Regions from separate parts of the Homo sapiens genome. Here region 1 is linked to region 2. Evidence: read pairs that join two places in POLR2A ChIA-PET (ENCODE). Cell type or tissue: Panc1. All regions are shown on one strand. Links, peaks and the distances in the headings refer to the core of each region. The heading gives the core; the rest is flanking DNA. Region 1 overlaps CAMTA1 (calmodulin binding transcription activator 1). Region 2 overlaps CAMTA1 (calmodulin binding transcription activator 1).

Region 1 (15,529 bases), core at 4,415-12,414, 120 kb after region 2:
TTCGCTTCACTTCCTAGTGTTTATTCTCCTCCGTTAGAAGAGCTTCGTGTTTATTGATTGTTGTCTCCGGACCTTCAATTTTTGTCTGCGGCTCTGGCAATCTGGAAATGAGTCTTCCACTTTCATTAGCCACCCTGTTCTGAAGAGCATCCGACCTTTCCCTAATCAGTTCCAGCTAATCATGGCCAGTGGCTTTGGATGAGCTGGGGTGGGGGGTTGGGGGAGCAGGGACAGGGGTTGCCAAGAGGCCCACAGGACCTCCCCTGGGGGTAGACGATAGTGACGGTGATGATGATGATGTCAGCACTGGGCGTGCACCCTGCTATACTCTCACCATCTCCCCTCACCCCTCCACTCCTCTTCCCTGGCGCCAGAGGCATCTGACCCTTAGGAAGCTAGGGGCTGCAGTGGGTCAGAGTGAGAACCACGGTCAAGCTGAGGGGCCCCTGCTTGTCTATAGCCAAAGGCCAGGTCCAGGAAATAGTACTTGGGGTTTGGAGTCGGGGGCTTTGACTCAGATCTGGGTGGAGTCCTGGCCTTGTGGCCCTGGACAGGCTATTTACCTTCTCTATAAACTGGGGATAACAAGAAAGCCTCAAAGCTTAGGATGGCTGTCAGGTGTGCGGTGGCAACCAGTATTACTACTATTGTTGTGACTGTTGAGTCAGATCAGGTTTCTCCTGAAGGCCCTACCTGGAGTGATGTTGCTGTGCCCGGTCCCTAGCTCCGTGCCTGGTAAGATGTTCACGGGGCTTAGTGAACACGTGTCTAGCTGAGCCCCACTGAGCTCTGATGGGGGCATTTTGTTGCTTGTGGAGCAAGAAGCCATTTGGATGGGGCAGAGGTCAGCTGCCAGGACTGTGTGGCCTGACCTCCATCCTGCACCATGCCCAGCAGAGTCAAGGCTGTCAGAGGGATTTTCTCCCGCGGGTCTTCCTGTGCAAATCAATAACCCTTCAGGCAGCAGCAGGGAGGGAAGCATGCACTGAGGAGGCAAGGGTCAGGGCTGTTCCTGCAGCTTCCGGCAAGTCCTTTGCAGGGTTTTTCAGTATCTTCCGCTCGAGCAGGTGCTGCAGCAGAGCCTCAGATACGTACTGAGCGTCGCCTCAGTTTCATGCACACCGCTTGGGGCTCCCCAATCCCTGAGTCCAGAACCACCTGGAGGTCTATTGCATTCTGGCCCCGGCAGCTCTCCATGGAAGCAGAGATGAACTAGCAGGGCCAGAGGCTGCTCACTATGGTGGGGTCCCTGATCTCCTATCAGCACCCTAGTTTCTAGTAGGAATTTGGGAGGCAGAAAATATTCCCCCTTCCCTCCAGGTGAATACTCAGGTGCATACTATGTGCTTGAAGCTCATGGCCAACCTCAGAGGCTGATGGGGCCTTGTGGGCTTTCTGGAGAGCTCTGCAGGGTCCCAAGTGTCATTTCTCCCTTGCCCCTGCTTGATGCACGGTTTGTGAGTACTCTCTTTGGCTGGTCCTCTTCACTCTCTTGTTTACCATTTGCTGTTAACAACAGTAATTACAGTATAGTTGTGAGATGAAAACATGACTAAATTATGACACTGCTTGTGTAACAATCTCTTAAAACTGACTCAGAAGGCAACAGCTGCACAATTAGGCTATAAATTCTCTTAAATGAACTTGTCGGTGGCAGCAGTACCTGTGTGGCGGTGTTGTGTAAGAGATAACCAGGCTTAATGGGCTTGGAGAGGGAGCACCAAGGATGGCCTCGTAAAGAGGGAAACTTTGTTCTTTGTCATAAACCACTTGTTCTCTTATAAAAACAAAGGGCTCAGTGTTGGCCCATTAACTCCCTCTGTCTGTCGGGACTGTGGGAGCAGAGCATCTGCCTGACAAGCTGACACCAGGGATGCTTTCTGCCTTGAGGTGTGGCTTTGTTTGAGGCTCCTCCACCCTCATCCCGAGGAGGCATGGCCAGCAAGAGGCCTGGGTGGGATTAGTTAGTTAGTAGCGGTCGGGCCAGCATGGCCTTGGTGGGGGCCCAGCTGAGCTGCTGCAGTCTTCCCAGCTGGGCTGCGAGGCCTGCCCTTCTTATGCTAAATGACAAACTTCAAGACAAAACCCACGAATCAGAGCGCCTTGGATGTGGGGCTGGGACCTAAGAAACCATGTGATTCAACAGAGGGATGATGGAGGCTTGCTTCAGATGCGCTCTTTGGGAAAGAAGCATGTATGCCGCAGATCTAAGGGGGAAGGATGCAACTGATGAGGTGTTACAGGATGCTCTTACCCCACCCCAGCCTGAATGTGGCCAGCACTGGGACTGGTGATGCTGACACTGGGGGCCCTGCTGTCTGCCTCCAGGTCAGCTCTTAGCAGCGTATTCACTTTCTGTGGCTGCTATCACAAACTACCATAGACTTGGTGGCTTAAAGTGACACAAATGTACTATCTTGCAGCTCCAAAGGCAGAAGTTGGGTCTTGATTTTGACATGGGTCTCGGTGTTTTAAAATCAAGGTGTTGGCAGGGCTGTGTTCTATTCTGGACTCTGGGAGATAATCCGTTGCATTGGCTTTTCCAGCTTTCAGAGGTCACCTGCATCCCTTGATTGGTGGCCCCTTCCTCCGTCGTCAAAGCCAGCACTGGCAAGTCAAGTCTCTTTCAGAGAACATCATAGTTCTCTGACTCTCTCTTCTGCCTCTTCTTTATCTTCCATTTGTAAGGACTCATGTGATTCCATTGGGTACATGAGTACACTAAGGTGATTGTTTCCATCTCGAGATCAGCTGATTAGTTGCCTTAATCACATCTACAGTCTTAATTCCCTTTCACCATGTAACGTAGTATATTCACAGGTTTTGAGGATTATGACGTGGACATCTTTAGGGGGCCATTATTCTGCCTGCCACAGGCAGGTGGAGAGTAGGGCTTTGAGCCAGCTTGACTTTTGTGCCCTCTGAGCTGGGCACAGGCAAGGATCAGACGTGAGGAAGCAAAGCTGAGCTGGTCCTACAGGAAATCAGAGAGAGAACAGCCTCTCTGTTCCCTCCCGCCTGTCAGCACTGGACTCGGCCTGCACCTCAGATGTCACTTGCATTTTCTAGGGGCTCCCAGTCAGAGACAGGGTGTGGTCTTTCGTGAACAAAACCCAGGAGTGGACATACCCCATGGCTTCCCAGACTGTGTGGGAGTCTCCCTGAATGAAAATGGTAAGTGTGCACCCTTTCCTTCCTGGAGAACCTAGCATTAGCATCCACCTTTCCCCTAGGCCCCTCCCTGGAGAAGGTGCAAATCGGGAAGCCTGCTGGTATAAGATAAAGTTCAGCTTTAACAGTTTTCAAAATAAACGAACAACACACAAACTCCAGACGCTGCACAAACCCACCAGCAGGGAGTCATGGCCACAGGTTTTGAAAACTTTCACCATTCTGGGATTGCAGAGCGTCTCATCCGCAGCCCCGGACCCCCTGGCCACCTCTGCTCTTTCATCCCAGCCTGGCGGAGAGGCAGCTGGACTCTCCTCTCGGACAGGTTCTCTGATGAATTTCCAGGCATCTCCCTGGACCTGTCCACACAACAGATTTCTGGAGCGCATCCCCAGGGACCTCCAGCTCCAGGCCTATTACTGAAGTCCGTCACCCAGAAAATCTGTTGACGGAACCGTTCTCCCTGAACTGCAAGCAAATTGGGAAATTTGAATGTGACGCAATAAGCCTGCAATAAAACAGAGCCTCCAAGAAGTGCATGAAGCGAATCTCCTCCCAGCCTAGTCCACCACCCCTCTGCAGCTTCCCGAGCTGTCACCCTCCAGGGTGGCCACATACAGTATTTATTTTTTTTAATTAAGCTGCGTTGCTGTGTGGCTCACCCTCCACAGATGCTTTATAAAGCCCAGCCTTGTAAGTTGCTGAAAGTTTTTATTTTTTTTTAAGCGGATAGTAAAATTAAGCAGTTATTAGTATTCACGAAAAATGCTCGTGGCAGGCTTCGCACACGTAATGAGAAGCCACCTGCAGTTCAAAGCAGTACTTGATAATGCTGTAATTAGATTTGAGATGCAAAAAAGCTCATTAAAATTAAATAACATATTTGTCACTGTTTTAAGAGGTACAGATTGCCTAGAACCATGCTGGTCTCTTGACCTTGAGTATTTTGGCAGAGTCCTTGCTGCCGACAATTCAAAAATAACATCAGCAATTCTGCAGAGAGTCCTGAAAACATGCTCATCCTTGGTTCAGTTTGTATTGAAAAAATTATATAGATATCCAGGGGAAATCACAGATTTGTACACAGTGTGTTCTGGGAGAAAAGGGTGGCCACAGTCCTCTCTGAGCCAGTAGCTCAGACGCTGTGAAGAAGAGATGGATGTGTGCCTGTGGGAGGCTGGGGCAGGTGGAGGGGTCCCCCATAGGACACGGGGACACTGTGAGGGAGTTTGCAGGAAGCGGCGGCCTTGGGCACCACTGCTTACCACTAAGCTGAGCTGGATGAAGCCACTTGCTCAGAGCAGGCCCAGGGCGACTGGTAATCAGATTGTCAGTCAGTGTTTCCCGGGTGCCTACCGGTGTACCGGGTCCCGGGCAGGGGATGGTGGGGCCGCAAGTGCCAGTGAGATTTGCCTCAGGCTGCAAAAGAGGTCATAGCCTCATCACGGAGATGAGGCATAAAGTCAGGTGCCAGGAAAGTATTTATTGTTAATAAAAGTAGCTAATGTTGACTGAGCGTGTCTTTCATAGTAGGTAGCCAAGCGTGGCATGCATTATCTTAGGAATCATCTCCATAGTCTGTGAGACAGCCCTGACTGCCCCATTTTCCTTGAGGTTACGTTGCTCTTGTAAGGTCACTTCACTAGTAAGTAACTAGTAAGCCCAGAGCTGAGCCGGGTTCAGATTCAGGTCTGGCCTTCTGCAGCACCCCTTCTGCATGAATCACAGAGTCACTCAGGTCCCATGGGCAGAGCAGAGAGACCCAGGGTGGGAGAGGACACACATGAAGGCACTCACTGAGGACCCACTCTTCACCAGATCCTGCTCTAAACACTGCGTGCCTGTTCATCATTGTATCCCCATAGCAACCCTGTGATTCCATTTTACAGATGAGGAAATTGAGGCATGAGAAATTAAATAACCAGTCCCAGGTCACCAGGTAGTTGGTGGCAGAGTTAGGATTAAGCTCTGACCTTGACTGTTATTCTATGTTTAATTTTTCTTGAAATCTGTAAAGCATTCTATAAAGGTAGGATGTAATTTAAAAGCAATTATGATGATTTTTGTTCTTGGAGAAAGAAAATGCAAGTTGCTTTCAAGGGGCAGAGACCAGAGGAGTTTTCCTGGGGGCAGAGAGCAGTTAAACGAGACGTGAGTGGAGGGGGCCAGATGGAGGGAAAATGAGGCCAAGTTAGAAACAGAGGCCTGGCCTGGGCTCCAGGGACAGTGTGGGCCCCCATTTTGGAGGAGCTGCGTGTCCTCCAGGGCAGGGAGTCATTGGGAAGGCAGTCTGGGCCGACTGCCCCTCCTCCCGGTGGCTGGATTGATTTTCCAGGCTGACTCTCTTGGCACTGGGTCCAGATTTAGTTCTGTGGAGAGCTCGTCTTTCAAAGTCCAGCTCAAATGTCACCTCCTCGGCAAAGACTCCCCCACCGCCTGAAGCAAAATTAATCACTCCTCCTCCATGTCCCACAGCACTCTGTTGATACCTCCGGAATAGTCTTATCACATCGGACACGGATTTATGTGTTTACAAGTCTGTCTCTCCAGCTAGACAGCGACTTCTCGAGGGCAGAGCCCACTCTGCCTTTGTGTCATTGTGCCTGGGGCAGTGCTGCGTGTGCAGTGGGTGCTGAGGAAATGATGCATACATGGAGGACCAGTGGATGGTTTAATTTGATTTCAGTGACCAAGCACAGAGCTCTTACTTTGTGCAGGTCTTGTTCTAAGCTCTTTACATATGTGAAAGGATTTAGCCTTTATAACCCCATGACATCAGTTAGTTCTATGATGAGCCTGTTTTACAGGTGAGGACACTGAGGCTCAGAGAGGTTGTGTAACTTCTCAATATCATACATCTGGTAAGTGGTAGAGCTGGGAGTTTTAAACCCAGGCAGCCTGGAGTGAAAACATCTGCTTAAAGTGATTTTGTAGCTACAGATTGTATATAGTGATTCTTATTAGGGGAGTTTCTGGAATGAATTCTCATTTCACTCTTCTTTTCCCTAACTTGTCTGAATTTAGGAAGGTTTGGAGAAAGCGATTGGGCTGCGATGCAGTTAAGTTTCCTTTGTTGTAAGCCGTGGAAACCAACTCTAGCTAAATTAAGCTAAACAGGGATTCTGTTGTGAGGATCTAAGTAGCTTGCAGAAGGAGCACGCTGGAAGGAAGGGCTTTGGGGAGGCCAGAGGGACTGACCTAGCGGGAACTGAAGGACAGACTTGCTGGGATGAGCTCTGCACGTCACGTCCCTCCCAGTTCAGGCGCCACCATCGTGACCGTGTAGGGAATTGGGGTGCTGGTAAGACCTTGGGTGCTGGGCCGGCAAGAAGGTGCGCTGCCTGCCGACCACCATGCGTTCCTGCTGGCCATTGCTTGGGTCCTGTGTTCACCCTGGGCCCAGTGGCAGCCTGGGCTGAGCCGGGGGCGTGAGAGCCCAGGGCTCTCAGTCATGTTTCCTTGACACATAGTTCTGGAGTTTGGGGCGGGTGGGGAGGGTGAGGCTTCTGAAAGGAATATTCACTGGCAGTGACCTTTCTTAGGTTTTTAACATTTTGAGGGGATTGATTGAATTGATCCAAGCCCATTCATTCTCGGTCTCCAAAGGACATGAATACCGCAGGACCAGCCCAGCTTGAATGTTTGAAAACTGGGTGCAAACGAGGACTAGACTGATTCTTTCTCACCGGGCTTGCCCCCAGCCTCTAAACTAGAAGGGGCGTCTGGCTGGGTGTCCCTGGGAGGACGGCCAGAGTGCGCCTTGCTCAGAGGTTGTTGCAGGGAAGCCCCTTTTCCTGGGGAGGGAGGGAAGGCGCTGTGCATCTCTCCCCGGCGGCCAGTCCAGCGTCTTCCGGTATGGCAGTCCTTTGCCCTGTCGGGTCAAAGCCAAGCCCCCTCAGCCTCCGGGCTGTCCCCAAACGTGTCTCCCTCGCGGTGTCCGTGGCGCGCAAGAGCCTGGAGCCTGCTGCTTTGGGCCTCACGCCTCTGTCTCATGCCTCTGCCGGGGCCCCGATTTATTCAGGACACACGTGTGCTCCGAGTGCCAGATACATGGTGGACCCCGACAAGGCACGCAGGTCTCAGACAACAGGTGACGCTGTGTCCCCGGCCTGTGCAGCGGGGACACCCACCTCATTTTACTCCCCCCAGGTCAGCTGGTCCTTGCTGGGAGGCTGGTCCCTGGGGCGAGGGGCCAGGGGCAGCTGGAGGAGAGCGCCTGCCCCTCCCCACCCCGCCCCGCCCCTCCTCCCTTCCACTCCCCCTCTGGGCCCGCCCTCCGATTTGGCCTCTTCCCCGGGCCCACCCTTTCTATAGCCCCACCCTTTCCGTTTTGGTTCCTCTCTCCCTGCCAGCCCCGCCCCCTCAGAACCTATCCCGTTTCCTTTATGGACCTGCCCTCGTCTGGTCCCATCCACCCATCTTGCCCCGCCCACATCCAGCCTTCCCACCTGGCCCCACCCCTCCTTTTTGGCTCCGTTTCACCCGCCCCGCCCCTCTGGACCCACCCCTCTTTCCTCTGTGGACCTGCCCCTGTCTGGTTCCACCCACCCACGTGGCCCCACCCACTCCCTGCCTTTTATCCTGCCCCTGCCCCATGGCTGGCCCCATCCTCCATCCCTTTTCGTCCTTGCCCACCGAGCTCCTCTGGACCCACCCCTCTTTTTGGGCCCGCACCCATCTGGCTCCTCCCACCCATCTGGCCCCACCCACTCCCCTGCTTTCCATCCCTGCCTTGCCCTGTGACTGGCCCCACCCTCCATCCCTTTTGGTCCCTCCTTGCCTGCCGAGCTCCTCTGGACCCACCCCTCTTTCAGTTGGGGCCCCGCCCTCATTTGGCCCCTTTCACCCGTCTGGCCCTGCCCATTCCCACCTTCCACCCTGGCCCCGCCCTGTGGCAGACCCCATTCTCCATTCCTTGTGGCCCTTCTCCTCTGGACCAACCCCTCTGTCCATTAGGGCCCCGCCTTCATTTGACCCATCCCACCCTCTGGCCTCACCCACTCCACCTTCCATTTTGACCCAGCTCCTTGGCAGGCTCCAGCCTCCATCTCTTTTGGCTCCTCCTCACCCGCCCCGCCCCTTTGGAACTACCCATCTTTCCTTTATGGGCCCCGCCCCATCTGGCTCCTCCCACCCACCTGGCCCCCCCCCCCCCCCCGCTTTCCATCCCGGCCTTGCCCTGTGACTGGCCCCGCCCTCCATCCCTTTTGGCCCCTCCTTGCCCGCGCCGCCCCTCTGGAGCCACCCCTCTTTCCAATCGGGCCCCACCCTGTTTTCCTGGCCTTCAAGCTCCCGCCTGGCGCCCCGCAGCGGCAAGCGTGATTTATAGGCCGTCTGAGCCGTGACCTATAAACCCTGTTCTTCAGGGGGTGCCTTTCTTGGATTAAATGCCTCTAAAGGAGCCTCTGTCTCAGAAGTGTCATGTAGAATGTTTCCGCTGACGGAGAACATGACCTTTAAAACCCCGAGTAAAGGAAGCAGAGCTGCCAGGGGAAGCATCGGGCAAGGCGGCGCCTCAACCCGCCTGCACCTGTCCGCTCTCCGACCCCTCCCCAGACCTGGTGGGGCGGGCTGCTGACCTGGCTGGGGGGGCGCGCTCCCGGGGCCTGGGGGCTGGGCGCGGCTCGGGGAGCTGCGCTTTGCGGACTGGAGGTGGCGACCGTGCGAGCAGAGACGCCCCTCACCATGGGCCAAGAGCCCTGACCCTAACAATGGGAAAGGGCCAGGGCCCTTGTTCCACTTCAGTTTCCTTCCCTTTGTGCCCTGGGGGACACTGGGTCCTGCTAAAGGCTGGGGCGCCTGTCGCAGAAGACCCAGTGTCCTGGGTGCTCTGGGTGAGGCACAGCGTCCTGGGTGCCCAGATAGGGGTGCAGAATCCTGGGTGCCTGGTTAGGGGTACAGAGTCCTGAGTGCCTGGGTAGGATACAGAATCCTGGGTGTCTGGTTTGGTTGCAGTGTCCTGGGTGCTTTGGGTGGGGGCACAGTACCTTGGGTGCCCAGGTAGGGGTGCAGTGTCTTGAGGATCTGGGTAGGTTCAGTGTCCTGGGTGTTCATGTAGGAGTGCAGGGGCCTGGGTGCCTGGGTAGGGGTGCAGCGTCCTGGAGGTCTGGGTAGGAGTGGTGTGTCCTGGGTCTGTATAGGGGTGCGGAGTCCTGGGTGTTCATGTAGGAGTGCAGTGTCCTCGGTGCCCCCGGAGGGTGCAGCGTCCTGGGTACCTGGGGAGGGCGCAGCGTCCTGGCTGTTTTGTACAGGGGCACAACGTGATGGCTTCTCTGGATGTTCCATCTGCAGTGTCTCAGAGGATGTCATAGAACTTGGAAGAACTGTGCCTAGGTCCCACCTTTTATCTGACACTGCAGTCTTTGTTTCTTGGGTGGAAAAGCCATGGCTGCCTCTCTCCCAGGTTGGAGAAAGCATATTTCTGGTAGTAGCCACTCTGTAGGTCCATATGGACACTTTATACTAAGGAGGCTACATTTTCTTATTCTCTTGCCCCCACAGGCTAATGTCACAAGTAGAAACGTGACTGATACACTCATTCCTTTGTACACTTTTATAAGAAATCCCCGCAGACGCTGTTTTGCTTTGGTCCCTTTGAGGTGCTTAGAGGAGTGGCTGGATTCTCCAAGAGGCCTCATGCAGGAAGCACTCAGTATATGTTGCTTGTGAGATGCCGCCAGGGATTCTCTGGAAGGAGGACCAGGAGATTTCTATGGAGAGACGAGTCAGCTGAAGGCCTTTGTGGATGGAAGTAGGGGACTGTCTTCCACCGTGTCTTTTTTGAGAGCTGGGAAGGAGAGGCCGGGTCGGCTGGGAAAGAGCTGTCTTGTGTTGGAGGGGCTTTGAGCCCTCCTCCAAGGGTCGCAGAGCAGCAGGTAGAGACTTAGAGTCTGTGCTAACAGAGAGGGAGGGTCTTGTCTGGGAGACTTGCCTGACCCTCTCTTACTTGGGTGCATGGTGCTGGCAAGGAAGAAGCAGGGCCAGCGGAAGGGCTGTATTTCTGGTGAGATGTATTAATATGTGAAAGCCACTTCGGGAAAAGTAGTGAGTGTGGTATGAGCATGAGTGTGTGTGTATGACTTTGTGTGCTTGTGTGTGTCTGTGCATGTGTGCATGTGTGTGGGCACGTGCTCCTGGGGGCATGCACATGTTTAAGTGTGTGCTTGTGTCTGTGCATGTGTGTATGTGTGTGGGTGTGTGTGTAGGGGGCACGCAGCCAGCTCTAACTTGAGCAGAGGCATTCTGTTGTTATAAATAAGGCTGGTTTTTATATTCCCATTTGACCAGGGAGTGCAACCAGCAGACCAAAGGTAATGCATTTCAGCTGCCTGTGGGGGAAGGTAAATGTGGTTTATTAGCCCCCCTGGCTCAGAGGGGGCTGGGCACTGGTAGCAGCTGAAGCAAGGCGGCTCTAGATGGAGGGAGGGGACAGGTTGGTGATTGTGTGCCCTGGTTTCTCTAAAGGAAAAAAAATGGACGTGCCGCCTGTTAGCTAATCAACAGTGAGGAGAAAGTCCTGACAACAAGTAAAGAAAACTTAGCTGGCAATAAAATAAGGGACTTTTTATGGTGGTTTTTATGAGAACATTTTCGCTTTGGGAGTTATTAGAGTTAGTGCCGGTTGTGACAAAAGCTGCATTTGCATATCGCCGTGATGAGGTCTGGATGGAGCCTGAATGCGGCATTAACTGCATATCAGAGACCCTTTCAGAAGCCAAACAGGATGACATTTATTGCAAGCTCGATGCCGCACGTCTGGCATTAGTTACTGCTTGTTGTGTCCTGTGGAAACTAGATTTTCTGTCTTGGGATCTTTCTGGGACTGGTCGCAGCAGCTTCCTAGGTCAAGAACAAGCTAGGGCTTTGGGAGTGTGTGGGGGATCTCGGGGATGGGGAGGGGACACCATCGGGAGAGGAGAAGGAGTTAGGCTTCACAGGGCTGCGCGCTGGCCAGGTGCCTGTCACAGGCTGACCTAGATGAGACTGCCACTCTCAGATTCAAGCCCCACACCAGGACAAACAGGAATTTTTCCCACTTTTTTAATTTTTAAAATTACGATGTAATTAACATATCACGCAATTTACTCATTTTAAGTATTCAATTCCATGGCTTTTAGTATATTCACAAAAACGTGCAACCATTGCCCCAGTCTATTTTAGGACATTTGTGTTACCCCAAGAGAAACCCCTCACTTCTTAGCCGTCACCCCAACCCCCTCATCCTCCCTAGCCCTAAACGACCATACATCTACTTCTGTCTCTATTGATTTGCTGCCTCTGGTCATTTCATATAAATGGAACCATACAGTATTTTTCCTTTTGTCTCTGGCTTCTTTCCCCCAGCAGAATGTTTTCCAGGTTCATTTATGCTGTGGCACGTGCCAGAACTTCATTCCTTTTTATGGCTGAGTAATATTCCACTGAACAGATACGTTCTATTTATGTATTCATCAGCTGATTTTCCCTAAACACTTTTGAAACCTTTTTTTTTTTTTTTAGAGACAGAGTCTTGCTTTGTTGCCCAGGCTGGAGTGCAAGTGGTGTGATTTCGGCTCACTGCAACCTCCACCTCCTGGGTTCTAGCAATTCTCCTGCCTCAGCCTTCCAAGTAGCTGGGATTATAGGCACATGCTGGCATGCCCAGATAATTTTTTTGTATTTTAGTAGAGACTGGATTTCACCGTGTTGCCCAGGCTGGTCTCGAACTCCTAAGCTCAGGCAATCCATCCTCCTCAGCCTCCCAAAGTGTTGGGATTACAGGCATGAGCCACCGTGCCCGGCCAAAACCTTTTTTATTGTAAAAGATACTCATGAAAAAATTCATGGTTGAGACTGGGCACGGTGGCTCACGCCTGTAATCCCAGCACTTTGGGAGGCCGAGGTGGGTGGATCACCTGAGGTCAGGAGTTTGAGACCAGCCTGACCAATATGGTGAAACCCTGTCTCTACTAAAATACGGAAGGTAGCCAGGTGTGGTGGTGTGCACCTGTAGTCCCAGCTGCTTGGGAAGCTGAGACAGGAGAATTGCTTGAACCCAGGAGGTGGAGGTTGCAGTGAGCCGAGACTGTGCCACTGCACTCCAGCCTGGGTGACAGAGTGAGACTCCATTTCAAAAACAAAAAAACCAAAAAATCAGGGTTAAGCCCATTGGAACCCACCTGAATTTTTTCAGAAAATGGAGTTCTAGATTGAGGGAGACATAGGGGGTTGATGAAGGGAGTGAGATGGGGTGGGGTGGGGGGTGGAACTGCGTTTCCTCTGGAAAACATAGAGCCCATGCTTTGCACCTCCCAGCTCCCCACCCGCGAATGTGGCCTCAGGGCTGACTCCAGGATTGCTGCTAGGGTCCTGGGAGGGTCTTTGTTGCTTGCCATTCAGAGAGCATTCTCTATCTCAGGGGACCTTCAGCCACTAGGTTTGAGGATTCCCAGGGGATGTTGGTGTGGTTGAGGGCTCTAGGGCAGCTTAGGCTGGTGGCCACGTGTTCCTGCCTCACATCCGCTCCTCTCCATGAGCTCTGGCTGTGCTGTGTGGTTCAGCCAGCATTTGAAAAGTCTGGGCTGAGGCTGCTGTGGAGAGGAAGCAATTGTGCATTTCATAGATGGTGACATGCATCTCTGCTGAAGGCTGAGAGTGATATTGGAGGAGGCACAGTGGGCTTCTGCCTGGCTCAGATTTAGGGAGAATCTTAGGGCAGGGGGTGAAGTCAGAATGTCCTATTTTTTCTCTTCCAGAAAAATCGGTAGGATCCCTGGGTGACTCAGCTCTTAGTCTTAATTATGCTGCTATGTAAATATTTCTGAGGTCTCTTGGTTTTCTCAGTTGGCATTATATCACAGTTAATAACCAGAGGGCACATTATAAATATGCAAACTAGTAATAATGCTTTAACTCGAAGAACATCGATAAATTGCCAAACTGAGCTGGCAGCGTTCAGCAGCTCATTCCCTTTGCTGTGGAGATAGCTTCCTCTACTCCTGCATCATGGAACCCACGAATTCCGTTGGCCCCTCCCTGCCCCAGATGGCACCCTCAGGAGCAGTCGGCTGTCCGCTTGGTGTGCCGAGAAAACGGCTCTTAATGTGGCCCCGGGTGTGTTTTCCAGCATCTAGAAATCTCCCAGAGAGAGCAAGGCATGTATCGTGGCTTGCCCTCCGCTCTTTCTGTGCTGGGACAAGATCGGAAGTAGAGTCTGGAAGGATGGCCCTTGCCCCTCTCCCGTCCTTTATTTGGTTGGAAAGATCATAGCCCCCACGGTGGAGATACCGCCAGAGTTCTCCTCCCCGCTCCCTGCCTTGTATATGGCCTCAGGAAGTCACGTCAGCTTCTTCATCAGAAATTCATTTATATGACAAATGTTTACTGTGTGCCTACTGCGTGCCAGGTGCTGTGCTGGGCAGTGCATATGGTCCTTGTCCTCATGGAACTGATGTTAGGGTAGGAGAGACAAGCAGGCAGTAGTTAGGATTGTGATCGATGTGTGTCTCGGAAGCACAAGGGGTTACTGGAGCACCTGTTCAGGACGTATCATCCATTCCCGGTGGGTCAGGAAATTCTACCGGAAATTCTACCGTAGCAAGTGCTATCTAAGTGGAGATCTGAAGATACCCTGGCAAAAGGAGACGGATAGAGAGAGTGGAGGTGGGGGCTTGGGGGAGGCGGGTTACAGGGAAGAACATCCTGGTCAGAGGGAACAGAATGTGCAGGTGCTTCAAGGAGAGAATGCGGGATGTGACTAGGGAGCTGCAAGTCGCCAGTGTGGCTGCAGCATGGAGCTAGTGGAGGACAGGTGTGCTGAGGTGGGCTGCAGAGGCACGGGGCGAGGGGGTGTCTGTCTCCAAGGAGCTAGTCTGTCTTGCCAAGTTGAGGGACATTTAAAGGGTTTGACTTTATCGGGACAGAGAGGGGCCAGTCTTGCCTTAGAAAGCTCCTGGTTGTGGTGAGTGGACCAGAAGAGGTCAAGAATGGCAGCTGAGATACATAGGGGTCCTTGCTTGGCCTCCGTGGGCATTTTCAGTGAGGGCTAAACCAGATGCCTTGTCTACCGCAAAGGGCACTTGTTGGATCAGCCCGAGCCATGCTAAATCAGGCAGCTTCTGAGCAGGATGCAGGTTGGGGGCTCTGAACTTGGAGTCTGGGCAGGAAGGAGGTGGTGTTTGTGGTTTGTGGAGGCGGCAGCGGGATGCCTGTGACCTGAGTGGAGCTAGAAGGGGCAAGGAACGCTGCAGAAGTAAAGGCGGCCAGGTTGGGGGAGTGAGCGGCTAGGTTGGGTGAGGGTTCCTGGGCTCCAGCCGTTGGACTGCCGCTTGCCCTGGAACCTGGTCCGGCTCCTCCCCCGGATGATCACATCTGCTTTGGGGCGGTGAGGAGGGCCCAGATGATGTAGTGGGAACTGGTGGTGCCCAGTGAGATGAGCTTTTTCATGCAGGCCTTGGACTTCAGGCTTGTTCCAGCTCAGTGCACTTTTCCTGCCTCAGCTTCCTCATCTGTGAGATGGGCACCTACCTTTGGGGTTTCTTTGCAGGCTCTGTGTCTTCCCATATTTACAAAATAAAGGTTGGATGGGTGTTTATTGGCCTTCAAAGCCAGTGTAGGCCTACGATTTAAACTTCATCCACATTCCTCAGCAATGGGTGTAGACCATAGTTAGATGTATTTTAAACTTTTTATTTTGAAATTTATTTATTATTATTACAGGAATTTGCAAAGAGAGTTCAGGGGGCCTCATGTAGCCTTGGTCTCCTTTCTGCAATGGCTTCATCTTACCTGACAGTATCACAGCCAGGACCCAGATGTCGATACAGTGCACATGTGCAGTTCTGTGTTGCTTCATGTCACACGTGCAAATTTGTGTCACCACCACCACAGTCAAGGTGCAGAATTGTTCCATCTCCACAGACATCCTCCCACCAACCCTGTGTGGTCAACTCACCCTCTCCCTCCCAGGATCTCTAACCCCAGTCAACCACTAATTTGTTCACCATCTCTGTAAGACTATTTTAAATTACAAATGTATTTTTGTTATAAAATTATATAATAATCTTCCAGAAATTGAGGGACATGGAAAGAAAACATTTCCATTTCCCTACCACTCTCAGTGATTTCAGCGCATCTCTGTGCCTTTTTTGGTCCACATGCATATATTTAGTGTATCTGTAATCCTAATGTGTACGGGACCTTATGTCCTGCTTTGCTTGCACGACGTGCCATAAGCATCCTCCATATGTATTGGAGCCGTGGAGTGCTCACAGACAGCATTCCAGGAGGCGGAATGGGTGGCAGGGAGTGGGAGGCAGCAGAAGGAGTGGAGGCCGGTCCCAGACCAGCATCGGTGAGGAGGTAATGGGGGTTCTTGCCA
Region 2 (15,529 bases), core at 4,067-12,066:
ATTCTGTGAGTAGCTCATACCCTGAAGGAGTTCTTTTTTTTTTTTTTTTGAGATGGAGTCTCTGTTGCATAGGCTGGAGTGCAGTGGCGCAATCTCGGCTCACTGCAATCTCCGCTCACTGCAATCTCCGCCACCCGGGTTCATGCCATTCTCCTGCCTCAGCCTCCCAAGCAGCTGGGACTACAGGCACGCGCCACCATACCCGGCTAATTTTTTTGTATTTTTTTAGTAGAGATGGGGTTTCACTGTGTTAGCCAGGATGGGCTCGATCTCCTGACCTCGTGATCCACCCGCCTCGGCCTCCCAAAGTGCTGGGATTACAGGCGTGAGCCACCGTGCCTGGCAGGAGTTCCCTTTTAAGATCGCTGTAGGAAGAGTCAGAAGGTCAAGGACAAGGCGCCGAGGTGCCTACCCTCTTAGTACTTTGTGTTGGGGAGTGGAGGCTGTCCAGAGAGGCTGGCCAAGGGGAGGCTCCCCCTGGGAAGATGGGGATCTTTTTTAGGTGGTGCTGCAAAGGGACACTTTTTCAGAGAGACAAGGGGAAAACACTCGCATATATTTACTTCTTTAGAAGTTGAGAAAGTTAAAAGAATGGGAAGATGCCATCTGCTTCCCATTTCTGAGAAAGGGTACATTAAAATAGCTTGAAATTAAGCAGAATGTATAAAATTAACGTCTGAGTATAGTCATTTCCCGTTTTTCCTGACACATCTTTCAGCTGTGTAGCAACAGATCCGCATTCCTGGTGTCAGAAGACAGTTGTTAATGTGCTAGTTAAAATTTTATTTTATTTTTGTACTGTTGAGCAAAATTTAGACTTAACTCTGTTTTATTTAAGAAGCATTTTTGTTAAATGCTTTAATTATTATTAATCAAATTTTTTTGTATTTAAGCAGTTTTCAACAATCTATTCCTCAAGCAATTCAGAGAACCTGCTGTGTGGTGATTATGTATTTTTTATTTCATAAATGGGGGTAGTGAGGCATAAGTGTTTTGGAATTAGCATTTGTCATCATCTAATATACTGTGTAAATTACATCTTTTCACTGTGTATTGTCTGGCTGCCACTGCTAGACTCTTAAGTTCCAGGTGGACAGGGATCTTATGCCAGGTGGACATGGCATACATGTATGTATGGCAGGCACTGTTCTAAGTATATACAATAGTCCCTGGAGTGTCCAGGGACTGTTCATTGAATGAATGAGTAAAGACTTCTGTCAACAAATATCATTTAGTCTAGTGCTCAAGTGGGCTGTAATACTCTGTTTCTGAATTAAACAGTCTGGCTTGGTGATAGTCACTGACAGCACCAAGCAGATCCATGGGAGCTACCCCAGAAAAGCTTGTGATGCAGAGGAGAGGAGCAAAATGTGCGCTCCCTGTGTGCAAATGGATTCCCACAACCACGGAAGGAAGAACTGCGGCAGACATGCTTGGTTCTTAATCTCAGACTCATCAGTCAGGGAATTCACTCCTGTCTAAGGGGCGAGTGAGGGTGAGGCAGGAAGCCAGCATGTCCCCTGTGAAGGAGCTCTTTCCAGGTAGAAGCATGAAGCCCAGGAAAGGCAATTTATACAGCACATCACCAATAGAGAGATGGCCAAACCACTCTGAACTCTACCATCTGAAGTGAACAATTTCTAATTATGTATCTTCAGATTTTTTTCTTTCAGATTTCTTTCTGATATATGTATCTACAGATATTTCTCTGTGCCGGTGTGGGCATTTTTTCTATATTTATTAACCCAGAATAGGTTTACTGTACATGTAGTTCTATAACCTGGCTTTTCTCTTAATATGTTATATATCTGTTAGGCATTTTTTGACAGTGATCCACAGCATCATGTTTGTTTCTTGATTGACTGAGACAGATTCTCTCTCTGTCACCCAGGCTGGAGTGCAATGGTGCGATTATAGCTCACTGCAGCTTCAAATTCCTGGACCCAAGAGATCCTCCTGCCTCAGCCTCCTGAATGGTTAGGACTACAGGCATGGGACACCATGCCTGGCAACGTTTTTTATTTTTTGTGGAGACAGGATCTTGCTGTCTTGCCCAGGCTGGTCTTGAATTCCTGGCCTCAAATGATCCTCTTGCCTCAGCCTCCCAAAGTGCTGGGATTACAGGTGTGAGCCATCGTGCTCAGCCAACATTATGTTTATCGACTGTTTATTAATGTTCCATTTAATTTTGGCTGGGTATGGTGGCTCACGCCTGTAATCTCAGCACTTTGGGAGGCTGAGGCGGGCAGATCACAAGGTCGGGAGATCGATACCATCCTGGCTAACATGGTGAAACCCTGTTCCTACTAAAAATACAATAAATTAGCTGGGCATGGTGGCATGTGCCTGTAATCCCAGCTACTCGGGAGGCTGAGGCAGGAGAATCACTTGAACCCGGGAGGCAGAGGTTGCAGTGAGTCGAGATCGTGCCACTGCACTCCAGCCTGGGCGACAGAGCGAGACTCTCTTAAAAAAACAAAAAACAAAAAACAAAAAACCCCCCCAAAATTCCATTTAATTTAATGCCATCATTTATGCATTCAGCAATATTTTTGAGGGCCTACTATGTGCCAGGCACTAGTTGGAGTTGCTGAGGGTATAAGATGAGGTTCCAATTCTCATGGAGCTTATCGTTTAGAGGGAAAACAATACAAAAGTAAACAAGTAGGTGAGGATTTCTGAGTGTGCTAAGAACAAAGTAGAGCAGGGTACTGAGGTGTGAGCACATCAGTAGATTTCGTAGGAAAGGCCTTTCTTAGGAAGTTATATTTGAGCTGAGAACTGAATGATAAAGGAAAGCCAGCTACTTGAGTATCTGGGGGAGGAATATTCTAGGCAAAGGTAATAGCCTGTGCAAAGGCCCTGAGGCAGGAATGTGCTTGCTTTGAGGAAATGTGAAAAAAAAAGTTGTTGATTGGAACAGTGTGGGGATCTGGCAGATGAGCTGGGTGAGGTAGGTAAGGGCTAGATCTTGTTGTGCCAAGTAGGCATAAAGAGTTGAGATTTTGGGTCGGGCACAGTGGCTCACGCCTGTAATCCCAGTACTCTGGGAGGCCGAGGTGGGCAGATCACCTGAGGTCAGGAGTTCAAGACCAGCGTGACCAACATGATGAAACCCCATCTCTACTAAAAATACAAAATTAGCCGGGCGTGGTGGCACATGCCTGTAATCCCAGCTACTCGGAGGCTGAGGCAGGAGAATTGCTTGAACCTGGGAGGCAGAGGTTGCAGTGAGTCGAGATCGTGCCATTGCACTCCAGCCTGGGCAACAAGAGCGGAACACCGTCTCAAAAAAAAAAGAGTTGAGATTTTGTTTTAAGGGCAACATGAAGTTATTGGAGGATGAGCTATTAGGAAGTGAGCAACATAATATGAAGCTTTATGTTCAAAGGCTTTCTTGGCTACTGTGTGGCAGTCAGGGGAAGCAGAGAGACCAGTTAAGAGTCTGTTGCGATAACTGGTGATCTTGGTAAGAAATGACGGTGGGGGTGGAGGGAGTGAGAAGTGGATGTATTTCAGAGGTGGAGCTGTCAATTCATGGGATTGGATGTAGGGGGTAAAGGAAAGGAGAAATTTTGTGGCCTCAGCTACTGCGTTGGTGCTGGGGCTCGTCAGTGAGACAAGGAAGTGGAGATTAAGAGTGTTCTTCTGGGATGTCCTGGTTGTGAGATGTCTGTTAGACACCAGAGTGATGATGTTGAATAGGCAACTTCCATAAGTCTGGGGAGAGGTCCTGTCTGGAGATAAAAATTGGAGAGCCGTCAATGCGCAGGTGACATTTAAAGCCATAGACTAGGTGAGATCACCTGGGATGCAGAAGATAGATGGAGAAAGGGAGACTAAGCCCCGAGCAGTGCAGGAGGAGCCAGCACAGGAGGCTGCAGGGGAGCCAGGGAGGCAGTGCTGAGGCAGGCAGGTGTGAAGTGGAAGCCAGGAGAAGGACATGTTTTAAGGAGGGTGCGTCACTTTTATGTTTGCTACTGTAACCAGTTATCACAAATTTAGTGGCTTAAAACAACACAGATTTCTTAACTGTTCTGTAGGTCAGTCATCTGACATGGGTCTCACTGGGTTGCCATCAGGGTGCCAGCAGGGCCATGTTCTTTATGGAGGCCCTAGAGAGGAATCTGTTTCCTTGTTTGTTCCACCTTCTAGAGTCTGCTTAATGTTCCTTGGCTTGTGGCTCCCTCCTTCATCCTTGATGCCAGCGACGTAGAGTCTTTGTGACCCTGCTCTCTTCTCATTCACTCACCCTGACCTCTTCTGCCTCTTTCTTCCACTTTTAAGGACCCTTTTAATTACGCCGAGTCCACCTGGATAATCCAGGATAATTTTCCTATTTTAAGGTCAGCTGATTAACAACCTAAATTCTATCTTCAGCCTTAATTCCCCTTTGCCTTGTGATGTTATTTATTTACAGGTTCTGGGGATTAGGGTGTGTATATCTTTGGGGTTCCTGTTCTTCCTTTCACAGAGGGTATCACAAAGGTTACTGGGAAGTTGGATAAAATGAGGACGGAGAAGTCATTGTTGGATTTGGTCAACTGATTAGTAACCTCAATGGGTGGTTCCAGTGGAGTGTTGGTGCGGTGGCCCAATGGGAGTGAGTTGAAGAGCCAGCGAGGTGAGGACGTGGAGGCTACACATCTTAATGGTTCTTGGTGGCAGTTTTGCTTTGAAGGAAAGTAAATAGTGGCAAGAATTACAAAGGAAAAGCACAGAGGACAGCTCTGAGAGGATGAAATGGGAGACGGAATGTGGAACAGAGGTTCAGGGACGACTGCTGGAAGGAAGGGGCATTAGTGTAGTGTCTACTGGAAGAGATTAACTGGATGAAGAACCTGGAGTGAAACCAAGAAATGGTTTATAGGGATGGGGACATATGAAAGTGAAATTCACAGGGTTATTTTTAATAGAACAGCAGAAGGTACTGATGACTCCTGTTGCTTGCGCCTGGGTCAGTGGACAGGATCCTTGTCAGCAGCCACTACAGGGCCCGCAAGCCCACCTCAGATGCTGTCATTCCACGGGTGGTGGCCAAATCTTTGAAGTCAGTGTAGAACCTCTGCCCTTTCTTCCTGGGGAGCCTGGATCAGCCATGATCTTGCCCAGACTCAGCGCCATGGTGGAGGGACATCTCCTTTCCTCTCCTGCCCCCCAACCACTTCCCTTACACTTCTGCTCTTCTCTCCTCACCCGCTAAATTGTAGGCCTGCCTCCATTTCTTTCTTTACTTTGTTACGTTTTAATAACATTTATTCACTCCACAACATGCTCACAGAGGTGGAAGACCAAGTTAGTGCAGACCCATTCATTCCTGGACCCAGTGGCTCTCAAGTGGGAGAGGTGCTGGTCTTAAAGGGTGTTTAGGAACAAGTGGGCGTCATAGTGAGTGTAAAAACGCCCTCGCCGTGAGGCTCAGAAGAGCCAGGCCTCCTCCTGCTCCTAGTCCAGTCAGTGCTCCTCCTTCATATGGGTGGTTCGCAGCCCTGCTGCATGTTAGACTCACCAGGACAGATTTGTAAACATATCACGACCTGGGCCCTACCACAAACTAATTCAACTGGAGTCTCAGGGATAGGGCCCAAACTGAGGATTTTAAAAAGCTCCCTAGGAGATTCTGAAGTGCAGCCAGGGCTAAGAACTACAGCCTTAAATCTACTGTTGACTGCTTTCAAAAGAAGTCTTCACTGTGCTTAAACAAATTGTGGTTAAAAGTAAGCAAAAGGGCCAGGCGTGGCGGCTCATACCTGTAAATCCCAGCACTTTGGGAGGCCGAGGCAGGTGGATCACCTGAGGTCAGGAGTTCGAGACCAGCCTGGCCAACATGGTGAAACCACGTCTCTATTAAAAATACAAGAAAATTAGCTGGGCATGGTGGTGCATGCCTGTAATCCCAGCTACTCGGGAGGCCAAGGCAGGAGAATTGCTTGAACCCGGGAGGTGGAGGTTGCAGTGAGCTGAGGTCGTGCCATTGCACTCCAGCCTGGGTGACAAGAGCAAGTCTCCATCTCAAAAAAAAAAAAGAAGGAAGCAAAAGGAAATCTGGAGGGGAACATTTGTAATAGGCAAGTGGTCATTATTAAATGTACAGTTATATTATTAAAATGTAGATCATTTGAATCAACTGACACGTCTGAATTTGGATTAAAACTCCTAAGCAGTATACGGTACTCAAAGCTTGGTACTGGTAGGGCACAGTTTGTTCATTTCTGTTTTTCACGTTGCCTTCTTTACACTTTTTTCCTTTCTGAATAGCCTAATATGACGAAGCAGCTATTTGTAACATGTGGGAATTATTTTTTCTTCTTTTCCTCCCATAGTCTGTCTCCATCTTTGAGCTGCTGTTCTTTCTACAGCTTAAGGTTCTTAGATGTCCATTCCATTCCCTACCCAGTCTTGGAACACTGTGAGATGAGCATTCCTGATAAGTGGTCATCCAATTTGGAAAGACAGTATTTTACAAGGTGATCAGTTTCTGAGGAATTTCAGTTAGAAAACTTTGTGTTTTTGGTTTGGTCAGGGAAAGATCCAGAAAAGTGATCAAGAGGTTAGCTCAAACCTGATATAGGGAGTTCTCAGAATAGAGATTGGCTGTTAATGGTCTCTTATAATTTTTTCCTTGAGGATAGTTTTATTAGTATGAGAGTAACTTAACCATCCTCATTGTGCAGTTCTTCCGCCTCAGTCTCCCAGGTAGCTGGGATTACAGGCACGCACCACCATGCCCTGCTAATTTTAGTATTTTTAGTAGAGGCAGGGTTTCACCATGTTGGCCAGGCTGGTCTCAAAGTCCTGATCTCAGGTGATCCACCTGCCTCAGCTTCCCAAAGTGCTGGGATTATAGGCATGAGCCACTGCGCCCGGCCCCAAACTTTTTTATAATTCTCTATGACATTGACATACTCCCACAACAGCTTCAGTATAATTTAGATGCCCTTATACATCTGCGTGGCCAAATTAAAAAAGACACCATCAGGTGTCAGCAAGAAACAGAGCAGGGGGAGCTTTCATGTACTGCTGATGGGAATCTACATTAGTTTAACCACTTTGGGAAACTAGAATTATCTATGAGAGTGGAAGATTTGCACACCATAAAGCCCAGCAGTTCTACTCCTTATGTATATTCTTGACAGACTGTATAGCTGTGAAAACTAATGAATTGATGAATATTCAAGAAGTGAGTAACTCTCACAAACATAATGTTGAGAGAAAGAAACCAGACACTCAGAATATATATTGTTTGATTCTGTATACAGGTTCAAAACAAAGGCAAAATTAATTTATGGTGTTGCAAGTCAGGAGATGTAGTTACCTTTGGAGAGTAGGGAGGATATATTAGCAGGGCTTCTGGGGTGTTGGTAATGTTCTTTCTTGATGACAGGTGTGATACACATGCACACATACACACAAATATATTTACAATTTGTGCTGTTTCCTGTTTGTATATAATATTTTAATAAAAAGTTCACTGAAATGGGGCTGGGCACAGTGGCTCGCGCCAGTAATCCCAGCACTTTGGGAGGCTGAGGCAGGCAGATGCTGGAGCCCAGGAGTTCAAGACCAGCCTGGGCAACATGACAAAACCATTGCATTACAAAAAAAAAAAAAAAAAAAATGCAAAAATTAGCCCAGCATAGAGGTGCGTGCCTGTAGTCCCAGCTACTTGGGAGCCTGAGGTGGGAGAATTGCTTGGGCCTGGGAGGTGGAGGTTGTGGTGAGCTGAGATTGTGCCACTACACTCCAGCTTGGGTGACAGAGTGAGAGAGACCCTGTGTCCAAAAAAAAAAAAAAAAAAAAAAAAGTTTACTGAAATGGTATATGGTGTAGAGTAGATTATTGAACAGCAGTGAGAAATGAGCAAAATACAGCTACATGCAGCACCATAGAAGAAGATTCTCACAGAATACATACGATCAGATTCTAGTTTTCTAAAGTTCAAAGAGTCAATGCTAAGCTATTGTTTAAGGACACATAAGTAACTCGTGGATATCAGTCAGGATTCAGTCAGGGAAGCAGAACCACTGTATTATGTAATAAGGGATTTATTTTTTATAGCAATAAGATATTTTACAACTGTGGGGAAAAGCTGGAAAAATGACAGTCTGGAAGGAAGAATTAGAGGACCAGAGAAGAGCCACGAAAGCACCTCTCCTGAAGCACCTGTACGGGTGGCTGAGTTAGAACTTGTGGGAGGCTCTGAGAAGCCAGGCATGAGCAGCTGCTAGAACGGGACCACAAAGGAAAGCTGATGAAAAAGTCTATGAAAAGCTATTACCTCTGCATAGCAATCACTTCTCTAGGTCTGCTGGCCAGCAGCTGATGGTCCAGGGGCTTCTGTTCGCTGACAAGGCCGGCAGTTGGGGGAAAAAGCTAGTGACAGAAGCAGCACGTGGACAAGCTGGAACCCTCTGGCATCTCCGTTTATATCTGCTACCACCTCTAACTACCTCGGCCCTCAGGAAGTAATGGTGGTTTTACTTTTCGCTTTTTAAATCTTGTCCAGATTCAGGGAAGGGAATCCTGAGAAAATTCTAGCCTAACCAAATTGAGTTAAAAGCTGCAATAGTGATGGTTGCACAACTCTGTGCATATATTAAAAAATATACTTTAAGTGAGTGGACTTTATGATTTGTGAATTATATCTCAATAAAGCTGTTATTTACTTAAACAAAACTGCCACATGTTGAAAACTTTAAAGAAACAATGTTACCATGGATGATTTAAGTGCTGCTTCTTGGAGATATGGAAGTTTCAGTTTAGTAATTGCTTCTTAGCAGGTTGTATCTATGTTACTCTACACTGCTATTCTTTGGAAAGCTAGAGCGTAGTAACTAAGATCTGTTTGTTAATGACAGACCTCAAGGTCTCCTGACAGGTCTGGGAATAAGTTTTGAAAATAGGTTAATGGGATATTGTATTAGTCCGTTCTCATGCTCCTAGTAAAGACATACCTGAGACTGGATAATTTATAAAGGAAAGAGGTTTAATGGACTCACAATTCCACATGGCTGGGGAGGCCTCACAATCATGGCAGAAGGCAAAGGAGAAGCAAAGGCATGTCATACATGGCAGACGAGAGAATGTGCAGGGGAACTCCCGTTTATAAAACCATCAGATCTCTTGAGACTCATTCACTACCATGAGAACAATATGGGGGAAACAGTCCCCATGATTCAATTATCTCCACCTGGCCCCGCCCTTGACACATGGGAATTATTACAGTTCAAGGTGAGATTTGGGTGGGGACACAGCCAAACCATATAAGATACATTTTCTCACTTTTCACCATGTATATTTGGTTTTAAAATTTGAACTAGGATTTCTTTACTTATACTTAAAAGTAGGTTTTACAGATTCATTAAAACTTTCATATCAAATCTGTTTTGATAATCTGAGATATTCTCATCATCTCAAACTATTGGAAAATGCCCTTATCTACTCTCCATTTACGTGGAGCCACTTTTCATTTGAATGTTTGTTATGGCTCTTTTTATTCTCTTTATAAGGAGACAATTGCCCAAATAAAGATATGCAGCTTTCCTGCCTGGGGCTGTAGTTGTACCATAGTAAGGAAATGGATATGAAGGTTTTTTAAAAAGTTCAAAAACAGAGTAGCTTGTATCATTTATATGCAAAAACTAGAAACATTTTTAGCTGTAGTTACGAAGACTTCTAGCTTTTTGTCAACTTTTTAACTAAAAGGAGTCCCAAAACACAGGTTATTTCTACATGGATTAAATTTATAATAATAAAGAATCATTAGTATTACTAAACCATATTGACAGAATTCTTGCTAAAACTAGGCTAGACAGACAAGGATGGATACTGAAGGTTGACACTGAAGACCTAGTTGGGAAGAGGATTCAGAGGAGCTTGGCTAGAGTTTGGTCAAGGAGACACTCTTGGTCAGTATGTAAGTCTGGCTAATTGGAAGTAAATAAAAGGCAGCCATAGTCTTGGAGGGAAGACAGACATAAAAAATGATTGCAATATGGTATAAAAGGTATAATAGAATTATAAAGTATGTGTGTATAAGATGTATCTGCGGCAAAAAGGAGCAGTGATGGTCTGCTTGAGCACATGAAGGATGGATTTTTTTTTTTTTTTGGAGACGGAATCTTGCTCTATCTCCCAGGCTGGAGTGCAGTGGCGCCATCTTGGCTCACTGCAACCTCTGCCTCCTGGGTTCAAGCTGTTCTTTTGCCTCAGCCTACCGAGTAGCTGGGATTATAGGCTTGTGCCACTGCGCCTGGCTTATTTTTCTACTTTTTAGTAGAGATGGGGTTTTGCTGTGTTGGTCAGGCATGTCTCGAACTCCTGGCCTCAAGTGAAGGATGGATTTTTTTTTTAAAAATGACACTAAAGCTGTATTTTGAAGATGATTAGAAAGTTTGCTAGGCAGACAAAGAGAATCAGCAAGAAAACTTTCTGGGCTGAAGGTACTACGTTTAGTCAAACTATTAATACTTCCTTTCCTGTGCAAAGGAACGGAAGAAGGAAGTAGTTTGAGTTGCTTGGATAATTCGCTATGGCTAGTTTAGGGTTTAAGGAGAGAGATGGATGAGTTAAGGTTAGAGAGTAGCAGCTAGATCATAGAAGGCTATGTATGCCACGTTGCGTTTAAATTTTGTTTTTTTTTTTTTGAGACAGAGTCTTACCCTGTCACCCAAGCTGGAGTGCAGTGGTGTGATTTCGGCTGACTGCAACCTCTGCCTCCTGGGTTCAAGCAATTCTTCCTGCCTCAGCCTCCCTAGTAGCTGGGATTACAGGCATGCACTGCCACCCCCAGCTAACTTTTTTTTTTTTTTGAGATGGAGTCCCCCTCTGTCACCCAGGCTGGAGTACAGTGGCGGGATCTCTGCTCACTGCAACCTCCGTCTCCCGGGTTCAAGTGATTCTTCTGTCTCAGCCTCCTGAGTAGCTGGGATTACAGGCACGCATGTGGCACCCAGCTAATTTTTTTTTTTTTTTGTATTTTTAGTAGAGACGGGGTTTCAGCATGTTGGTCAGGCTGGTCTTGAACTCCTGACCTCGTAATCTGCCTGCCTCAGCCTCCCAAAGTGCTGGGATTACAGGTATGAGCCTCCGCGCCTGGCCTAAGATTTTTATTTCTAGTAGAAAAAGAGTTTCACCATAGTGACCAGGCTGGTCTCAAACTCTTGACCACAGGTGATCCACCCACCTCACCAGTGTGCCAGGATTACAGGCATGAGCCACCACACCAGCCTGGGTTTACATTTTAACAGATTTTTTTGTTGTTGTTTTCTTTGAAGGTCTCACTCTGTCTCCCAGCTTGATCATAGCTCACCATAGACTTCAACTCCTTGGCCTCAAACAATCCTCTCATACCTCAGCCTCCAGCGTGGCTGAGACCACAGGGGTGCACCACCATATCTGGCTAATAGTTTTATTTTTATTTTGTAAAGACAGAGTCTCCCTACATTTCCCCGGCCTTGAACTCCTAGTCTCAAGTGGTCCTCCCGTTTCGTCCTCCCAAAGTATTGGGATTACAGGCATAAGCTACTGCATCTGGCCTTTTAGCACAGTTTAATCAGAAGAGGAAAATGAGCAGATTTTTATTTTATGCAGTTACCCTGTGGACCATGTAGAGAATGGTTTGGAAGAACGCTGGGAGTCTGGTGAGGAATCCATCCCAGAGGTAGTAACTAAGACCTGTTTTTAGACATTGGCAGTAGCGAAGGATCTGACTTGGGAGGTAGAGTTAGTAGCATTTATGTGACCTCTAAGACGTGATCCTGTCACACTTTTTCTCTACTCTGTTAGGTTCAGTACTTGAGGGCCTTTGAATTAAACTGACAGATGATAGATTAGCAAGAGAAAAGGTAGATTTTAATTTTGTAAATACTTAGGGGAGTTCACAAATAAATGTGACTGAAAAGAGTTGTTAGAATTTGGGGTTTATGCACCATCTTAATAGATGAAGAGGAGAGGGAGAAAGGGTACTTCCGGGAAAACAAAGAACTATTTGGAAAGATAAATGGGCTCATAGGAGAATAAATGGAAGCTGTATATTTTCGTGACATTTTCTGTTTGGTTGTCTTCTCATCTCAGATGATTAGAGTTGCCCCTGTGGGAAAGGGTTCATGACAATTGAGTTCTTTGAGTTCTTTTGGGAGGCTCTGCTTTTAGGCAGATAAGGGGTTTCAGGAACTCAAATGCCTTCAGCTCAAAATAATTTTTATGCTATAGTGGCTTATTCTGGATCCTTTCACGGTGAAGGAGAGGAGAAATTCCTGAGATTCTGGTTTGAGTGATGGTGGTACTGTAGATAATGAAATACATAAAGAAGAGCAGGTTTCAGGACATACTGTATTTTCATTTGTATGGTTGAGCTTGGAGCACCTGGGGAACATCTAGAGATCCTAGAAAGCAGTTGGATGTAGATTTGGGACCTAGAGAGAGCTCAAAGAAGCTGAGAGTACGGATAAAATTTTCCTTGGAGAGTAGGAGAATGAGAGAAGAAAGAGCTTCCAGAAATGAACTGAAGGAGGCTGGAAAATGAGAGAGGATGAAATGAGAGAGGGGACATAGAAAGGAAATTGAGCCTACAAAGGAGACTAAGAAGGAATAGTTGAAGATGAGGGGAGCTGGGAGAGTTACAGAAACCAAGGCAGGACATAGTAGCAAGGAGACTGAGCAATAGGGATCAGCAGTGCCAAGGTGCAGAGTAAAATTATAGAAGTGTTAAGGAAAAAAAAAATTATATATATATATATTTAGTATATGATAAAGGTACAGTTTTGAGGAGGAAATGGAGGGCTGTTTATTTAAATGGACATTTGGGACAATTGGCTTACCACTTAAAAAATATTAGGTTAGGCCGGATGTGGTGGCACATGCCTGTAATCCCAGCACTTTGGGAGGCTGAGGCAGGAGGATCACTTGAAGTCAGGAGTTCAAGACTGGCCTGGCCAACATGGCAAAACCCCGTCTCTACTAAAAATACAAAAATTAGCCAGATGTGGTGACGCATGCCTGTAATCCCAGCTACTTGGCAGGCTGAGGCACGAGAATCACTTGAACCTGGGAGGTGGAGGTTGCAATGAGCCGAGATCATGCAACTGCAATCCAACCTGGGCGACAGAGCAAGACTTTGTCTCAGAAAAAAAAAAAAAAAAAAAAGTTAGTTTAGGTCCCCACCTCATGCCTTATACCAAAATAAATCTAAAAATTAAATGTAGAAATTGAAAATAGTAAAAATATTAGGAGAAAACGTGGGTCAATACTTACTTTGTGTTCAAGTTAGGAAGGACCATACCCATTCTAATTATAACAGAAAGAAAAGACTAAGAAATTTTCATGTAAATCCAGCATGTCTGTGTGCTAAAAATATCATAAAATTAAAGTGTAAATGGCAAACTAGGAAAAGTATTTGCCATAGATTTGACAGGCAGAGGTTTAATATCCTTCATATCTAAATGATCTATCAAAAAAATGAATAACTGAAGGTTTCTGGTTAAGTAGGACTCATTGAAGATGTCTTTATCTTCCATCCTTCCAAAATTTTGATAAAATGACAGGAATTACAGAAGGGGTAGACCCACAAAGAGTGAAAAAGGGAGAGTAGGGAAGATTTTTCTGGTTGATGATAGACTAAGTTGTTGGGCCTTATTTCCTGCTGAGAGCAAGTCGAGATGATGGACAAAATTTAAAACAAAATTTATGTGAAGGAAATGGAGAGTTAACAAAATAGTGAAGATTTGTGGGTGTAAGAGGTGGGGCGTGGTGATGAGGTAGGGAAGCCCAAGATGTGAGACCAGCATTTGCAGTCATTTCTTTCCCAGAGGAATCTGCTCATTCCAGAAGAATTAGGCAGATGAGAAGCTGGACGGCTGAACAGAGTTTTTGTTAGACTCAGAGGGCGGAGGACAAAAATTGGAGTTTGGCTCAGATCAGGGAGCAGGAAAACTTCTTAGGCTTTGAGTAGGAGACCCAAAAGCCTATATCTTAGAGATAGTAGCTCCTAACAGGTATTGAAGTCCAGCTCCAGACCCTCTCAGTTCCTGGCTGGATCAAGGTGTTCTGGAAAGAAGCAAGTATAATTTCTTTCATTAATAGAAGAAGATAACATCACTCAGAACCTCAGATGAGCTCTATGTTTATTTACAATGTTTGGCACTCAGAAATCACCAGGCAGATGAGGATTTAAGACAATGTTACTGAACGCCAAGAGAAACAACAGACTATGGAAGTGGATCGACAGGGATCCAGATAGTGAAGTTATTAGAAAAGGGTAAGGTATGTAGTATGTTTACGGAGTTAAAAGATTAAGAATAGGGAAATTGGAACCACACCACCCCCTCCCCAGTAGAAAAACCAAATGTAAACTGTAGAGTTAAAGGACTGTAAATGAAATTAAGATGTCAGTTAATGGGTTTAGCAGTACATTAGTAATAAGTAGAAAACAAATGTTCAGAATGAAATATGGAAATAAAAATGGTCTGGACATACATTATAGAGTGAGTCTTAGGGATTCTGTGGAAAGGTCTAACCAACATGTAATTGAAATCCTAGTAGGAAAGGAAGGAGGAGTGCTGCAGAAGCAGTATTTGGAGTGATGATAGCTGAGAATTGTTCATAACAGGCAAAAGCCATCTCATCACAGATTTAAAAAATACTACCAGAAATCTAAGATAAGGAGAACATTTTAATAGTAACCAGAGGCCAGGTGCGGTGGCTCACTCCTGTGATCCCAGCTCTTTGGGAGACTGAGGCGGATGGATCACTTGAGGCCAGAAGTTTGAGATCAGCCTAGCCAATGTGGCAAAACCCCATCTCTACTAAAAATACAAAAATTAGCTGGGCATGATGGTTCATGCCTGTAATCCCAGCCACTTGGGAGGCTGAGGTGGGCAGATCAGTTGAGGCCGGGAGTTCGAGACCAGCCTGGCTGACATGGTGAAACCCTGTCTCTACTAAAAATACAAAAATTAGCCGGGCGTGGTGGTGCACGCCTGTAATTCCAGCCACTTGGGAGGCTGAGGCACGAGAATTGCTTGAACCCAGAAGGCAGATATTGCAGTGAGCCAAGATCCCACCAAAGTACTCCAGCCTAGGTGAGAGTGAGACTCTATCTCCAAAAAAAAAAAAAAAAAGTAACCAGAGAAAAACTACGTACTACATTGAAAAGAGCAGTGAGATTGACAGCTAATTTCTCAATAGATGTAATAGTGCATCCTTCTCAGAAGGCAATGAACTAATGTTTTAAAAATGTAAAAAAGAAGGTAAACAGCCAAACTAGAATGTTATACCCTTCAAAAGTGAGGACAAAATTATCACTTCTTTAGATCAACAAAAATGAGAAGGATTTAAAAGAAAAAGCCAAAACCCCAATTCTCTTTCTTCTACACTCACAAAACTTCTCATACCAAATGTGTAGGGTTTTTTTCATACCAACCAATTCTCCAGTTCTCTGTGGACTCCGGGTATTCTGCAATTTAACTCAATTTGGATACTAACTGCCTGGAATTACTTGCTTCACAGGTTGAGAGCTTGGCCTCACAAG

The links. ChIA-PET counts read pairs that join two places held together with the same protein. Peaks named below come from ENCODE experiments on the same cell type or tissue, not always from the same donor. Only the 100,000 strongest peaks of a DNase experiment are listed, where the experiment ranks them.
Region 1: POLR2A ChIA-PET joins it to region 2 with 17 read pairs; 2 of 35 experiments call an interaction of 5 or more read pairs at or near these places.

What each region holds. Positions count from the first base shown.
Region 1 is chr1:6,954,959-6,970,487 of GRCh38, forward strand. All of the region lies in intron 3 of CAMTA1 (calmodulin binding transcription activator 1), which reads left to right. Among named protein-coding and RNA genes, the nearest start is that of CAMTA1-AS3, 52 kb to the right of the region's middle. RefSeq lists enhancers at 999-1,528, 1,529-2,059, 2,060-2,589, 14,401-14,901 and silencers at 7,522-7,621, 7,852-8,091, 8,332-8,381. In Panc1, for the core only: no CTCF peak of the experiment used is centred there; DNase peaks (open chromatin) are centred at 7,848 and 8,109; H3K4me3 peaks cover 609 bases; H3K27ac peaks cover 1,431 bases.
Region 2 is chr1:6,836,911-6,852,439 of GRCh38, forward strand. The region is part of intron 3 of CAMTA1 (calmodulin binding transcription activator 1); the gene reads left to right. LOC124903832 (a long non-coding RNA gene) reads left to right here. Exons shown (of 2, transcript XR_007065449.1): 2 at 1-15,235. Among named protein-coding and RNA genes, the nearest start is that of CAMTA1, 59 kb to the left of the region's middle. In Panc1, for the core only: no CTCF peak of the experiment used is centred there; no DNase peak of the experiment used is centred there.